Linked DNA regions of Homo sapiens: region 1 is linked to region 2. A link is a loop called in an ENCODE intact Hi-C map of the cell type or tissue named here. Cell type or tissue: heart left ventricle. All regions are shown on one strand. Links, peaks and the distances in the headings refer to the core of each region. The heading gives the core; the rest is flanking DNA. Region 1 holds the start of LOC105370457 (a long non-coding RNA gene). Region 2 has its middle 76 kb from the start of LINC00639.

The links. A loop is a pair of places that touch in the nucleus more often than their neighbours do. Peaks named below come from ENCODE experiments on the same cell type or tissue, not always from the same donor. Only the 100,000 strongest peaks of a DNase experiment are listed, where the experiment ranks them.
Region 1: it touches region 2 in a loop (3-fold over the local background); 17 of 110 quality-filtered maps call a loop at or near these places.

The regions. Positions count from the first base shown.
Region 1 is chr14:38,877,990-38,886,508 of GRCh38, reverse strand. All of the region lies in intron 2 of LINC00639 (long intergenic non-protein coding RNA 639), which reads left to right. LOC105370457 (a long non-coding RNA gene) reads right to left here and starts at 7,779. Exons shown (of 5, transcript NR_135256.1): 1 at 7,768-7,779; 2 at 3,869-3,913. In heart left ventricle, for the core only: no CTCF peak of the experiment used is centred there; no DNase peak of the experiment used is centred there; H3K27ac peaks cover 1,540 bases.
Region 2 is chr14:38,988,721-38,997,239 of GRCh38, reverse strand. No RefSeq gene overlaps it. Among named protein-coding and RNA genes, the nearest start is that of LINC00639, 76 kb to the right of the region's middle. In heart left ventricle, for the core only: no CTCF peak of the experiment used is centred there; no DNase peak of the experiment used is centred there; H3K4me3 peaks cover 272 bases; H3K27ac peaks cover 3,332 bases.

The DNA.
Region 1 (8,519 bases), core at 260-8,259, 110 kb after region 2:
AGAGTATTAAGAATTATTTTATTTCTAATATTGAATGTATGAGAGAGCAGATCAAGTAATAAATTTTAAATTATTTCAGTTTTCATGCTGGATCAATGTTTGCTATTGCTGAATTTTTTCTGGAGTAATTTTGGTTTTGAGAAAATTAGAATTGATTTATTTGTAAGTAGAATTCTGAATAGAAACTATAAGCCATGCTGAATAACAAACTCAAATATAGATTTCTTGTCCCGATATTTAAAAGACATCACTTTTGAAGAAAAAAGTGAACTAGGGTTAACCCAATTTCTTACCTTGGCGAATATGAATGATATCTATAGTACAGAAAAAAAAAGGTGATACTCATATGAGCCTATATAGAATCAAAGAATTCAATAAAATGCCAGATCATTCTACTTTTTAGGTATACTTGGAAACTGAAATATCATCAAAAGAATTGAATACTGCATGCAGTGAGCCAGTTATTCCTATTGGAGAAACAAATAACTGTATAAATATCTTCTTTGAGCAAGTGGGCAGTTGAATTTCAATGATTTAAAATAGCTTTATTTTCAATTTTAAAATGTCATGCAGTAAAGTTTTAAGGAAACCCTACAAAAATACATTTATAGCAGACTCAAGCAGTTACTTTCAGATAATGAGATGTTTGGTTCTCTCTATTGTGGTTTTTCAGTGTAGACTTCATCTGAATTATCACTTCTTGGCCTGTTGAGATTTTCAATGTACGAGGATTTCTAAGGATATTATTTCCCCCATAACATATTAGCTATGAAGAAATGCCAGTCATCTGAACAATATTTGAAATTTACTGTGCTCTGGAAACTGTCTTAGGTCCTAGGATGGAGTTGGGGTTAGAAGACAGGGGAGGAAATAAAAAAAAGAATAAGATGCCCTGGTCCAGTAGCATTTGCAGTGATGCGTGGGCACTCTGGGATTTCATGGCTCATCATGGTTCTCAGGGCAAAGGTGAAAAAACTGAGTCAATTAGAAGTTTATTATTTTCCATGTTGTCACATTCTGGCCATATTCCTATTGATTTTGTAGTAGACCATTAGAGTATGCCGAGAGCCATACCTTGCCACTTATTCATATAATTCATATTCATTATAACATGCCAGTAGTAAAGAGAAGAATCCCAGTTTCCACTCCCCTTTTTGAATAAACCTTATGGAAACAATTAATGTCATTCATGGGATCTGGGACCTGGTAGATGCTGAGCATGTTTCACCACTTAGAGAAGTGTACAGGAAACCTGAGGTCATTTCAGGATAGCATGGCTAGTTGGGTCAGAAGGGATTCTAGCCTGTCCCATTTCTGCTGAAAGAGTGAAGTTGGTCTTTATTTCACTTGTCTTATATACCTATGCTTAAAAATAAAATAAGGAAACCAGAAGCCAATATTTGACTTTAGTATAAATCCCTTAGGGAACCATTCACTCATTCAGTCATTTCAACACGATCAAGTTCTGAAGCATCTCATGTAGTGGAAAACAAACTGGTACCAGACACTGGGGACATAATGATGAAAAGACTTGGCCCCTGTGTTAGTTTGAGCTTCTATAACAAAGTACCATAGAATGGGTGGCCTATAAACAACAAGAAATTTATTTTTCACAGTTCTGAAGGCTGGAAGTCTGAGATCAGGGTGCCAAGACGGTCCCCTTCTGGTGAAGGCCCTCTTCCAGGTTGCAGACTGCCATCTTTTTGTTGTATTCTCATGTAGCAGAAAGAGCATGGAGACCTCTATAGGGTTCCTTTTATAAGGCTGATCCCATTCAGGAGAGCTCCACCTACATGACCTATTTATGCCCCAAAGACCCCACCTCCTAATACCATCACTTTGGGGGTTAGGATTTCAATATATGAATTTTTTTGGGGAGAGGGCACAAACCTTCAGTTTATAACAGTCCCTACCCTGTAACAGGAATACATTTGCAATGTGGTAAGTGCCTATTGTAGAATGACTTCTGGTCAAGTTTTTTCTAAGGGGTTACTAATTTATTAGTAATTTATTAAAAGTAATGGCAAAAACCACAATTACTTCTGCACCAACCTAAATATTTATGTATTTTGACCAATTTCAGCAGTCTTTCCACCAGCTCCTTGACAAAGGCATGAAACAACTGATTGACTTGGTGTTGTGGACAGATCCACCTCTTGTTTGCCCATCCTGATCAGGACTATAAACTTTCAGGGTCAGCTGGGGCCTTTTCTCTCACAGAATGAAAGCAGCTGAGAGGAGGCTGACTTGGCTGTGTAATCTCTGTCCCACACCTTGAAAATTCCAATGTAGGGGTGTTAGAGGAGAAAAGATTAGAGGTGTTCTGAATGGGAGAGATTTAATGTCTCTGTGACTGGGACTCAGACTTCACAGAGATCCCCATTCCCCTCCTCCATGCACACACTCATAAACTCCTCACTGGTCCTCTAACTTCAAGGCTGTTGTTAACACTGAGCTGCAGGGTAGAATGGAGTGGGCTTATCTCCTATTGATTCATTTCTTTCTAATTGCTTGAGGAGGTAGAGTTTGGTTATCAAAACTTTATTTTTGTCAAGTTTTGCTCATCAGTTCAGTGTTCTCTCATCAGATTTTTAGGACATCAGCATATTGTTTCTTTCAAACAAGGGTATTAATGGTATATAAGAAAATCCCCCAAACATAGACTGATACCTTTTCTTTCCGCACCTCCAAGGTAAGATCATTACCAAAAGAGTTTTAAAGAAATGTCTTAGCTCTTGTTAAAAGAGACTACAGAGGCTGAGGCAGGTGGATCATGAGGTCAGTAGTTCAAGACCCAGCCTGGCCAAAATGGTGAAACCCTGTCTCTACTAAAGATACGAAAATTAGCTGGGCGTGGTGGTGGGAACCTGTAATCCCAGCTACTCGGGAGGCTGAGAAAGAGAATTGCTTGAACCCGGGAGGCTGAAGTTGCAGTGAGCTGGGATTGTTCCACTGCATTCCAGCCTAGGCGACAGAGGGAGACTCTCAAAAAAAAGAAAAAAGACTACAACACAACTCCATTACAACAGTAATGAGAGACTATCGCGGAATGTACACCTTTATTAGAGTCCTTATTTCTCAATATTTTAGTAATCTATTTACCTTTTTCTCTATAGACTCTAAGTATCATGAGGCTAGAGACTATGTCCTCTATCTGTGTATTCCCAGTACCTGGCACAGTGCCTAGCCCATGATAGTTGGGCTCAGTAAATATTTGGTGAGCCAATATATGTTCGGTGAAGGAGTGGATATTTAAAAAAATTATCTAGTTATAATGGAATTTCACTGTATAATTTTTGTTTGATGTCCAATTTCAAAGAAGTCATTTTTTTGTCTGAAAGAGCTGATAATGTCATTTTAAAAATCTTTTGATTAAATAAAATGTACCAGCATTTTCTTTCAAATATATCAGCTTATTATTCTGTAGCTCAGTTATCTCTCTCTAGGTATTGAGGAGATGTGAACTCTAAGGGACAAAAGCTCTACATAATTTGAAGGTATTATACTCAAGGCAAAGTTTCTTTTCAGGTAAAAATTACACTGCAGTTTTTCAATCAAGTGAAAGTTAACATTAACATTCACAGGAGAGTTTTTGTGCCCATCACACATCTTTTACTTCCATGACATTAAAAAAATTAAATAGATAGTGCTCCCTCTCAATGAATAATCCAGAAAAAGAAGTAATGAGGCATACATGAAAACCAGTTAATACAACCATGATCTTCTCAACATAATGGTCTGAGGTGATTTATTTGTGTTGACAGTGTTTACTCAACTATAACCTACTTATAAACAGAGTAGTGAGTCATCACTACCAATGATGAGCTTACTTAGGGAATTTTATTTTATTTAAATGGCCAGTACTTACTATATTTTGAGATGGTTGCTCAGAAGAGTGGGAAGAATTTGTTCACTGTAAAAGAATAAATTTTTCAGATAATTATAAGGGAAAAATAAAGTTAATTGAATTATATAGTTGGTATTTAATGTCATAGATGAATTTTTATGTGTAAGCAATCATTATATATGAAAGTTAGTCCCTAGCAATAAAATTGTACTCATGTAAAATTTTTTCCTTGGTTTAAATATAGTCTTTCCTTTCCATTTGAGATATTCAGAGGCTATACTTCATAAACATCAATATCTTTCCAAAGTGATTGGTCATTTTCTTCTCTAGGCTCAGCAGAAAATTAGGAAATACGTAACTCATTCAATAACTAAGGATAAAAACTTCCATGCATTTTAGACTTATTTCTTGGCTATTATGTCTGCATCTCTTATCTAATGGATGGATATCCCAGAAATGAGTTGCCTCCACTCTGGCTTGGTCAATTATACTTAGATGGAGAAGAGTTGAAGGGAAGGGTGGGAACCCTAGCTCTGTTCTGTTTTCCCCTCTGAACTACAAAGGATCCTATTAATATCTATAGCTATTGAGCTAACATGTAAAGTCTTGCCTACTATTTCTTTTTCAGGGCATGGTAGATACTACTGAGATAAAAATAATTTTCTAAGAAACCAGGATTTTAATAAAAATGTAAATTATTTTAACATTAGTACTGAAGTTCAGGTTAATAAGTATGGCAGTGATTGATAAAAATCTTATGTACTGGCAAAAACGTTAGAGGTGGAAAAAGTTTTCAACCTGTCTGAGAGACATAAATGTATTATTACTTGAAAATCATTTCATTAAAGGTAAATATTTGTTTTACCCTCTAGATTCATACTTAATATAAAGTCAAAGTTGAAAATAAGGTAATTAGTCTTAGTGAAATTTTTGTCTCTGCTCCCAGAAAGGTCAACTAAATTTTCCCAGATGTTACAATTAATTTTCATTATTGCTTTTAGCTTATCTTTATTTCTAGTTCCCCATTTTTTTTTCTTATCTTTTCCTGTTCTATCAGAACGAATTCTATTTCTCACATTAGGACCAAGGAAGGATTGGAATTACTTACAATGGAAAAGTTTTACTTGAACTTCATTCTCTCTTCCTCCTTTTGTTTGGACATCTCCACTTTGTGCTTGTTTAAAACCTTTCTCAGGCTATTTTTACTGTTATTTTTTACACTGAGCTGTTTGGAAAAATGAAGTGTCAGCCCTGAGTTACATATTACCCTTGTGGCCTTCAAACTCTCGTACAGTAGTCTTTGATGTCCTCATTTCCAAGCTTAGTTTGCAGCCACTTTCCCATTGTAAGTGTACTTTAATTACACTTTCAAATCAGGGTCCTGGAAAGCTGAGGTAATTTGCAGGGAGCTTAATGAGGAACTGTCTACCAGAGTTTAGGGAAATCTGAAATGTTTCAGTAACCCTAGGACTAGTAACAGCTGGTTATTGCTCTAGGCCTGAAAGAGTGTGATAAACCATCTCTAGGATTCCCACCACCCAGTGAGTGTGGTGTTCATGCCCTTGGGTACTTCCTCCCTCTTGAGTGTAGGCTGAACATAGTCATATGCTTCTAATAAACAGAACACGCTAAAAGTAATAGGATGTCACTTCTGAGATTAGATTACAAAACAACAATGGCTTCTGTCTGGTTGTCTTGCTTGCTCTGAGGGAACCCAGCTGCCAAGATTGGAGCTGCTTTATATCAAGGCCTTCATGAGAAGAAACTGAGGGATGCTTCAGTCCAACAATCTGTGAGGAAATGAATCCTGTCAACACCATATGAGTGAGTTGGAAGTGGATCTTCCCTCAGTTGAGCCAGGTGAAAATACAGCTCCAGGTAATACCCTGATTACAGTTTTTCGAGAGACCTTGAGGAAGAAGCACCCAGGAACTTTGAGATAATAAAAGATTTCTGTTTTAAGCTGCAGTTCTTGGGGGTCACTTGTTATGTAGCAATAGATGGCTAATTCAAGGAGTTGGGGAGGAAGCAGTTACTGGAGTCAGAGATGGCTGTGTGGCGGTCTCCTGCTAAGAGCTGTGGCTTTCATTCAAGGGTCACATTCAGTGTGCAGGAAGTTGGGGGAATAAATACCCTGTCTTTCTTCCCTGTCCTGCTGCAGTTGTCTATTTGCTGGACCCAGTCAGAAAACAGGAGGCAAAAGAGCCCTTTGGTGAGGTCAAATAGCCAGCCTCCTGTGGCTCAGAGCAGGACAGAGAAAGGGGGAATAGATCTGGAAGATATGTAACATAGGGAAAGAAATGAATCCATTTGTACTTACCATTCAATCTAAGAAACCTTTGTTATAAATACAGTTGAAATCCTCTCTACCCGTCCCTGAACATGTTCTTTTCCCTTTACCCACAGATAGTCGGGATCTTTATCCTGGGGTTATTATTCCCATTCAGTTTTAAATTTTTACCTGTTTTGGCCAGGTGCAGTGGCTCACACCTGTAATCCCAGCACTTTGGGAGGCTGCGGTGGGTGGATCACCTGAGGTCAAGAGTTAGAGACCAGCCTGGCCAACATGGTGAAACTCTGTTTCTACTAAAAATACAAAAATTAGCTGGGTGTGGTGGTGGGTGCCTGTAATTCCAGCTACTCGGGAGGCTGAGGCAGGAGAAATGCTTGAACCCAGGAGGCAGGGGTTGCAGTGAGCTGAGATGGTGCCATTGCACTCCAGCCTGGGCAACAAGAGCGAGACTCCCTCCCAAAAAAAATTTGCTTTATTTGTTTATTTAATTTTCATGATCAGAATGGCCTATAGTGTCCCGGGCATGTGTTAGAATAGTGTTTTATCCTTTGATTCATTTATCCTGTTAGTTTTCCAGATAAGATTACTGGGTCTGTGTGCACCAAGGGGATGCTCCTCAAATTATGCTGGCTAAATTGAGGAATCATACAGTTCTGTTGTTTCATCTATAGCAGAGATCAACATACTTACTGAAAAGGACCAAAAAGTAAATATGTTAAGCTTTGTGGGCTACAAGGTCTTTATCTGTCACCCTATTCACCTCCACCATTGCAGTAGAAAGCAACCCTAGACAATGTGTAGGTGAATTGGTGTGGCTGTTTTTCAATAAAACTTTACAAACTCAAGTGGCAGGCTAGATTTGGCCCATGAATTGTTTCTCTGCTCTATAGCAGCCCTGAGAAAATGACCATGGGACTAGCCATCCTGGTGGCACACATGCCTCTGGGAAGAGAGAATTTTCAGCATAAAATCCCAAAAGGTTCATAGCAGCTGAAAAAAGCAGGTCTGCTTAGGGGCTCCTTTAAGAACAGGCAATGTTGAGAAGAGGGAGGTATATCAGAACCTTGAGGAGAAGCTGAGCACTGGCAGAGAGGAGGAAGTACAAGGGGCAGAAGCTGTAGTGCTGACTGATGCTCAGTCAGAGTCAAAGTGGGTGATTTGGGGAGGGTAACAACATGGCCAGCAACAACTCCAACGGATAGGAGAGGTGCAGCGGAGTTCGTGGTGGCTTGAGTGATGTCTCAGCAACATATTCTGGAACACAGTGGCATTGAGCACACTGGGCTGTGGTCCATCCAGACCTGAGTGATTCTGGGACCTCAGGCAACAACCTGCTGTAATGCAGGAGTTTAAGACACTGCTGAGCAGACTTCCAGAGAGCCCTGTGGGAAAAACCTGGGAAGGTGTATGCATTTGTATGCATGTGTGTGCATGAGGATGAGGTGGGAGAAAAGAGGAGAATCAGTAGGGTATTTTTTGCTATCAGATTGCTGGTCTGATCATTGTTGAGACAACTCCTGTACCCACAGGGATGGGTAAGGGCATGGCATGAGGTCCTGGGTTGCATGACAATTATATAAGCAGCAGGTTGATTTTTCTTTACATCCACTTCCCAACATTCACCTACCCTGAGATGTCAATTTGTTTCTGTCTTGTCTTTTTTTTAAATTTGTGATTCAAGAAGAATTCTATGAAACAGAAATTCTAGAATATGTTCTGAAATAAAGGGATGTCACAATCAAAGTTTTCTAAGCAAAGACACTTCCCTTCAAAAGAACTCAATTGCTGACTATAAGATGCTGAATTATTTTAGGTTGGTAGCTGAAGCCATATCTTGCAGTTTTTCTATTGAAGGAAGTGCTTTGTTTAGAAAAATGACTTGGTAAGCAGTTGGGAGTAGATTGGCTGGATTGAAAAAGAAGAAGGAATCAAATAAATAGTCAATCTGATATGCATTGAAAGTAAATACTGTATAGTTTGAGAGAGGAGAAAAGCCAAGAAGAGTAGAGAAGAGAGGGAAGGGAGTAAGAAGGAGAGAGATTAGGCAATCTGTCAGTACTCTGGAATAAATGGACAATGGTGGCCAATCAGAGGTTTCTGGTGGAGAGGAGGAGAGGATTTTTAAGAATGGAGATATCTAATCTTCGGTTCTAAGGTGTTTGAATTGCTATGACGTAATGCTCCTTGCCTCTCCAAGCCCTTGGGAAAGTCTGATATTTTTATGAAAACTTGTTTGGTGCTCTTGTGGGAAATAAAGAGCAGTTAAGGATATGTGGTAAACTTCACATTTACCCTACAGCTGATGCCAAGAAGAAGAGGAATGTCATGTGAAAAGGAACAGGAGTTCAGGAGTTCCAGATGAAAACAAGATATAAAATG
Region 2 (8,519 bases), core at 80-8,079:
TCCTATAATATGTATTATCTGCTCCATGACAGAATAAGGGTCATGGATTCCTGCTCTAGGCTCTTCAAAATGGAAGCAGAACATTTGGAATTTTCCTCACAGCACAAGAAGTGGCCAACAATTTGAGATTTCAGGGAATCAGGAGCATCTGGGGCCTGTCACCTTTGTCACCTTTGAAAACACTGTCTATTGGCCCCAAAGATGGGGATTTCCTCTGCTGTGCTTGTAAAAGTGTTCTTAGCCCTATAGAGACTAAGGTTCACAATGAGCTTCTCATTTTTTTTTTTTTTGGCAAGAGAGATTTTCTTATTCAGTGAAAAAAATTATATATATAGGTATGTATATACACACACACCGATTAGTGACTGCTGTGTGTGTGTGTGTATGTATATATATATCCCAGTATAAAACACATTATGATGCTTAATATTGCGTGTCAACTTGATCGGATTGAAGGATGCAAAATACTGTTCCTGGGTGTGTCTGTAATGGTGTTGCCAAAGGAGATTAACATTTGAGTCAATGGACTGGCAGAGACAGATCCACCCTCAATCTGGCTAGGCACCATCTAATCAGCTGCCAACACGGCTAGAATAAAGCAGGCAGAAGATGGAAGGACTTGACGTGCTGAGTCTTCCGGCCTTCATCTTTCTCTTGTGCTGGATGCTTCCTGCCATCAAACATCAGACTCCAAGTTCTTCAGCTTTTGGACTCTTGGACTTATACTAGTGGTTTTCCAGGTGGTTTTGGGCCTTTGACCACAGACTGAAAGCTGCACTGTTGGCTTCCCTACTTTTGAGGTTTTGGGACTTGGACTGATCCACCACTGGCTTCCTTGCTTCTGAATTTGCAGACGGCCTATCTTGGGACTTTACCCTGTGATTGTGTGAGTCAATTCTCCTTAGTAAACTCCCTGTCATATATACATATATACTATTAGTTCTGTCCTTCTAGAGAACCCTGAATAATACTCACATCATTAGTGAATGTTATATATACACAATCATTAGTGAATGATATTGAAACACGTCATTCACTAAATGATGTGCTTCATATTGGGCCAGTTGCTGGAGAGCAGTGAAAGTTTCTGATCTTCAGGAACTTACTCTCTAGGTAGGTGAAGCAAGATGTACACACATAAATCTGGGGCAGTAATGGTGCTATGTCATGAGGATGACTTAAAAAAATTTTTTTTTTGATGTGCGTGTGTCCATCCAGCATTGTTCTATTTGGTGTCAGAATCCCTCCATTCTTTCTGGGATCCACTCCTTTTTTCTTCACGAAACATGAATTTTGGGTAGAGCTGATCTCCACCCCTCTTTCAGAGGTGAGCATGTAACTCAGGGCTGGACCTCTTACCATCAGCCCTGGGATTTCTCCTAGAACTTTGGGAAAGAGGACTTCTTTTCCTGGGGTCTCCAGCTGCTAGGATTGTATAAGTGCCTTGCAGGGAGAGCTTGCCTGAGAAGGGGAGTACACAGAAGGAAAGCAGAGCCAAGAGACGGAGAAGGAGGGAGAGATTTCAATGACACTGATTCAACATCTAGGCACAGGTGCCTTAATTCTTTTTATTTCCTGTCACGTGAACTGATGCAGTCCATTTATTAGATTTCTTGCCAATGAAAGATGAGATAATGTGGGCTCGAGTGCTAGGGTGAATGATATAAAGAGAAACATGCAGGAAATCAGAGAAGAGCAAGTCAGAGGGAACTGATGCAACCGGGGAAGTCGCTTTTGAAGAGGTGGACTTAGCTGGGCTCTGAAGGATTTAGGTATAGGCTCTTATGGGGGTGGGCATAAAGGGAAGAGGGAAAGTGTGTGAGAAGAAATCTCTTCCATTATTTAATGCAAACTTAATAAAATATGAGAAAAAGTAGGTTAAAGCAACCTCAAAGCAAAGTGAACTCTTGCAAAAAAAAAAAAAAAAAAAAAAAAAAAACTTAACTGGACTTCTGTTTATCCCAAATCTGTATGCCTTTAAACAGTTCTCTTTCTTAGCAAAGGCAGACTAAATTTCTCTTAGAATAGTGTTTGGAAAGAAAAATGAGCTAAAAAAGGGAGAAAGACAGTAGTTATTAACTAATTATTCCAAACAGGACTTTGGGTAATAACAAAGAGGAAAAAATGCTTTGCATCCATCCGGTTGAACAGGGTGCCTCTTCTGGTTTCAGTCCAGCCAGTCATCACAGACACAAAAATATCAGCTCTGGCCCTCAGCATTTGCAACGAGTATTTGACCTTTCCATTTTAAAGGAAATGGGGAACAAAGGGATTACATAATTAAAAATCTGTTTCTGTCTCTTAAAAGCAATTCAGTGTAGGTCAGGAGCCAACTGTCTCCCTTCCCTTCTAATTGTTTTACGCTGGCTCCTGGTACCCTGTTCTTGTTTCTCCTGTGAATAGCTCATTAGTGTTGGGCAGATGTTCCCATTGGGTGCACCATGTTAATGGAGAAACAAAAGAGGCAGCATTGTGATCCAAGAGAAGTTAATATTGAATCCAAAATAGAATAATGAATAAGAATATGTGCTTCCTACATGCCTGTTAGCAACAAACTCTCAATTGTGGCTTATTTTCTATATGACTTACTTGGTTAACCTCCTGTTAACAAGAATGGAGAAAAAATATTCACCAGTTTGGCTGTTAGGTGCTGATACTGTTCACTTTTACCCTGGTCATCTTTCTTTACTATTTGAAAAGAGGCCAGTAGAAATGTAAAAAAAAATGCTTATGGATATTTGAATATAATTAATGTTAAATCAAGACTAAACCACTAAGCCAGTTACAGAGGTGCAATCCTGGGGAAACATGATAGAATACATAAGTTAGTGAGAAGTACAAAAGATGAATTAAAAATTATGCTGCATTAAAAAGTCAACATTTATTGCAAAAAACAGATTTCATACTTCGTACATTTCCTGCATTTTTATTTTGTTTTTTCAGTTAATAATACATTTTGGAGATGCAAAGTCAGAGGATTTTAAGAGTGTTAGATGTGGACTTCAGAGATTTGTGTATGAATCTTATCACTGTATCTATGGCATAATATTGCCTGCTTTTAAATATGACATAGAACAGTAAACTTGGATGATAGTCTTCAGACACAGCTGCTCGGTCTTCTTTTTGGCAGCCTTTTTTCACTTTTTATACAAGTAAGTCATATTCCTTGTTAAACAATTAGAAAATAGAAATAAGCAAAAGGAAAGAAATCATCCATATTTTTTCACTCTCAAAAATATACATTTACATCTTGATGTTTAATGAGAATCTTCCCTTTCCTCTCTCTCCTTTCTCTGTGTACACACACACAGTGACACACACACACACACACACACACATATATACATACATCTTTTAAAAATAAGATCACATTATATATAGTTCTGTAACTTGCTTTTATCACTTAAGTTTTTACGCCAATGAAGATAGGTCTATATTATAACTTTAAATCATGGCAAACTGTTCCATTGTTATGTGTGTGTTATCAAACCAAACTGGGGTCCGCTCACCCAGCACAGTGAGGCCAAACATCCACATTGAGTTTTGCAGTGGGAGAAGGGAGGGTGATTATTTTTATTTTTCAGCTTTTATTTTAGATTCAAGGAGGAGTATATGTGCAAGTTTGTTACATGGGTAAATTGTGTGTCGCTGAGGTTTGGTATATGAATGATCCCATCACCCAGGTAGTGAGCATAGTATCCAAAAGGTAGTCTTTCAAGTCTTACCCCCTCCCTGCCTCCTCTCTCTAGTAGTCTCCCGTGTCTATTGTTGCCATCTTTATGTCCATGTGTACTCAGTGTCTACCCACTTATAAGTGAGAACATGTGGTATTTGATTTTCAGTTCCTGTGTTAGTTCACTTAGGATAATGATCTCTAGCTGCATCCATGTTGCTGCAAAGGACATGATTTTGTGCCTTTTTATGGCTGTGTAGTATTCCATGGTGTATATATGTGACATTTTCTTTATCCAGTCCACTCTTGATGGGCATCTAGGCTGATTCCATATTTTTACTGTTGTGAATAATGCTGTGATGAACATACAAGTGCATGTGTTTTTTTGGTAGAACAACTTATTTTCCTTTCAGTATATATATCCAGTAATGGGATTGCTGGGTCAAATGGTAGTTCTGTTTTTAGTTCTTTGAGAAAGGAGGGCATTTATTTGCAGGACACCAAGGAAAGGGAATCCAGCAGCTCACATTTAAGTCCCAACTTCCCTGATGGCTTGCAAGGAGGGTTTTTAAAGGCAAGGATAAATTTCAGGAAAGCAGAAATTACAGGCAAAATCATAAATCAATACATGGTGATTACACATTGGTTTTGGCCTAAAAGGGCAGGATATCTTGACGTGGGGGCTTACAGGCCATAGGTAGATTCAGAGGTTTTCTGATTTGCAATTGGCTAAGGAAGAGAAGCTTTGTTTAAAAATTTGGGGTCAGCAGAAAAGAGTATTAGCTCTGGCTTGTGGGTGTGACTTCCTCCAGGCCACTTACAAAGAAATTTAGAACAAAGAACGACGGTCAGACTTCAGTCCTCTGTTCCACCTTATCTGAGGTCTGTGTGCCAGTGCATCTGTTTGGTGGTGGTCCAGGTTTCTGAAAAACAACTCAGGGACATATGTTAGATGTTATCTTCAGTTCCTTTAGAGGACCAAACAACCTATGATTCAAACTTCCTTGCATATTGTTTTAAGCTACTATTATCTTCTTCCTGATCAAGTTACTTATTTACTTTTTAGGACTTCCTTGGCGCTTGGAATTTCCTTTGAAGGAACTCAAGACTTTCCTTTATTTCTATGCTTGGGGGGCCTTCAGGCCCCTAAGAGGGGCCCCTGCTGCATCTCATATGGACAGTCCGTAATCTATTTATTTAACCAACCCACTGTGGTTGAACACTTCAGCAGCTTCAAGTATTTACAAGTATAAACAGCTCACACTCTGCAACATGAGTGCTTAATAATGTCTTATTGACACCAGAATTTCAGGTACTTCTCCAAAAGGCATTTATTTCCCCTTGATTCCCTCCCTCCCTCCCTCCCTCCCTTCTTTCCTTCCTTCCTTCCCTCCCTCCCTCCCTTCTTCCTCTCCACCTCATTTTTTTTAGCAACACTTCCATCAGTTATGTATTTCATTCTGTCCTGATCAGGTAATGGGACTGAATCAGAGGGGGCAGCTGGCAAGGAGGCTAAGAGGAGGGTTTACCAGCTGGTGGTAAAGAAGAACCAAGGTTTCTGCTTACCAGTAAACTCTCCATGGCCGTTAATGCAGAATGTAGCCCTGCCTTTACACGTAGCTCGCAAGCTGATATATGTCATCCTTCTCTGATGAGTCTTCTTTTCTCTTTCAGAGTTTATCTTAATATAGTATTTTAATAAGAGTTCACTGGTATAAAAATGCAGCCATGTGGACTAAATATTGAGCCTTCCAAGGTGATTATTTAGAAAGATAAGACTTATTTGCATGCAGAAGTTCTAATACGTTTGTTTAAAACAAGAAGTCTCACTATTGTTTTAATATTAGGGAAGAGTCCCTAGGCTGCAAGAGGTGGGAGATAGAGTAGGATGCTGGAAATTAAAAAAATAAGGGCCACTTACCTGAGCCTGTTGGAGATGAAAAATACATTTGAATAGGGTAAGAGCAGCCACAATTATATTATATCTTAATGCGCATCTCATATTCCAGGCAAGTCTTGCAGGATAGCAAAAACAATTAGCATTTCATAATGTAGTAATTCTGTATTCTAGCAAAACAGCCCCTTATGTGAAAGCCAAATTAATTGACAGAATGATGGCACTGAACTCACAGGCATCATCTTTGGTTCAGTGAGTGCATGTTTTCTACATTTTTAAGTGGGAGAAACAGAAGATTTTGGAGATTGGGCTTCCCTCCTGTATTAGGGACTAATCTAGGACCTTTATTAAGCTCCTCTCAAATTATCCACTTTGAACGTACTGTCTCTTTCCTGAGGGACTCTACCTGATGCTGCTCTTTATGGAATTTTGGTTCTGGAGTTTTAGGATAGGCCTGGAAACTGTATATTAACAAGCAGCTCAAGTAAGTCTTAAAATCTGGAAGATTTGGGAAGTCTGCTGGAGGGGATAGGAGTATAGACTTTGAGTCAAACGGACCTAGATTCTGGGACTGGCTTTCAGTTTCCAGCTGGGTAAGCTTGGGTGTGTTACTTAACTTTCTTGAGGTTAAGAGTCCTCAGAAAGGACTCATCTGTAAAATGTCTACTACCTATTTAACCTAGTATTGTGCACTGTCCTCTTTGCTTTCTGAACCGGCCACCTGCCCTTTTATCCCTGCTCCTCAAGAATAGCAAGACCTTTTCTTCCCCAGGGCCTTTGCACATGCTATTCTGTCGGCACATCTCTCTCCTCTGGCTTCCTCCAACTCATTCTTCAGGCTTTAGCTCCACCATCACTTAGATGGCCTTTCTTGATTTTTATAATCTGAATTATGTCCCCCATCCCATCTGAAGTATTCTCTTACATAATTTATTTTCCTTCTTTGCCTTACCTTTTACCTTCTCTTGCAAAATGATTTCTTTCCTAGACTAGTCTGTTAGCTCCATGAGGGCAGAGGGCTTCCTTTGTTTAGCACCATTGTTAGAGCCAAGGGGTGACTTGGGGAGGGAGCTTTATGCTTCCTGTTACCAAAAAACTTTAAGTCTTAAAAACAAACAAGCAAACAAACATACAAAACCCAGTGCTCTTTTTGTGCAAATGTGGCTTCAAGAAAAATCCTCTGGGCTCCAGTTATTTCTCTTTTGCCTTCTTTTATAGAGACAAAGTTTCCTTTAGTTAACCAGGCTTGCCTCAAACTACTTACTGGCTTCAAGGGATCCTCCCACCTTGGCCTCCCAAAGTGCTGGGATTATGGTGTGAGTCATTGCACCCAACCACCTTCTTAATCCCATTCTGGAGCCTTTCTTGTTCCTCCTACACACCCTAACAAGCTTGTCCAACTCACCATATTTTGTTGTTGTTGTCCTGTTTTGCTTTGTTTTAGGCTTTTAGCAGCCTTGAAGCCATGGTTTTTAGTTTCTGTCTGTAGTGATAAGCAGAAAAGAGGGAAGAGGAAAGGGCTTTACCAGCCCAAACAGAAACAGAAACCGAAGCTAAGAAGCCGTGACTGTATTCTTTCCCTTGGACATCCCTCTGAGAGCACAGGGACTGACCTAGAATTCTTAAAAATATTTGTATGCAGATGACACCTGCATTTATAGTTCTAAACCTACCTCTTTCCTGAGCTCCAGCTCTGAGCTTCCAGTTGTTTCCTAATTAACTCATTGATATCTGGTAATGGCTATTCCTCTAATTATTTCAGTGGGCTTTTGTATTGCTGTCATTAAAAAAAATTGTACCTTGTGTTGTTTTGAATTTAATCAAACTAATTCAATCTTTTAAAAAAGGATTATAATTCCAAATAAATAACAAACTGCCAATTGAATATTTCCATTTAAGATCTTCAGTGTCATCTCAAACTCAACATGGTTAAAACCAAATTTATCATCGTCCCTCCAAACTGACTCCCCTTCTGATTTCCATGAGATCCCATTTGTCAGTGGCTTTACTCTTCTTTCAGGCAAGTGAGTGGGAGCCTTGGAGTCATCTTTACTTTCCTCCTCTTCTATATTCTTTCTTATCATTAATCACTATGACTCAATTATCATCATATCTCTCGCCATCATCATCCCTTTCCACTGTCTTTCTTAATCACATCCTGACAGTTTCTGTAGATTCTGTCTCTCTTTCCTTCCAAGCTCCCTGTAGTCTCCTTCCAGCATTAAGTAGTGCATCTGGAGTTCCCTTTGATGACTTCATTTTCTACAGAGTTCCAGCTCCCTGACCTGGTTGTCCAGGCCTTTCTCAGGCTATCCCCCAACACACCATCCAATCTCGTCACTACGACTTTCTCACATGCACTCCTTTCCTTCCTTCCTTCCTTCCTTCCTTCCTTCCTTCCTTCCTTCCTTCCTTCCTCCCTCTCTCTCTTTCTGTCTCTTTCTTTCTTCTTTCTTTCTTTTTCTTTCTCCCTTATTTCTTTCTTTTCTTTTCTTCCTTTCCTTTCCTTTCTCTCTCCCTCCCTCCCTTTCTTTTATTTTCTTTTCTTTCCCTTTCTTTCTTTCTTTCTTTCTTTCTTTCTTTCTTTCTTTCTTTCTTTCTTTCTTTCTTTCTTTCTTTTCTTTCTTTCTTTCTTTTCTTTCTTTCTTTTCTTTCTCTCTCTCTCTCTCTATTGCCTAGGCTGGAGTGCAGTGGCATGATCATGGCTCACTGCAGCCTCACTCTCCCAGACTTCAGCGATCATCTCACCTCGTTCTCCTGAGTAGCTGGGACTACAGGCGTGTGCCACCATGCCTGGTTAATTTTGTTTATTTTTTATAGAGACAGGGGCCTCACTGTGTTGCCCAGGCTATCTCGAACTACTAGGCTCAAGCTATCTTCCTGCCTGGGCTCCCCAAAGTGCTGGGATTACAGGTGTAAGCCACTGTGCCCAGCCCCATGCATCTTTTC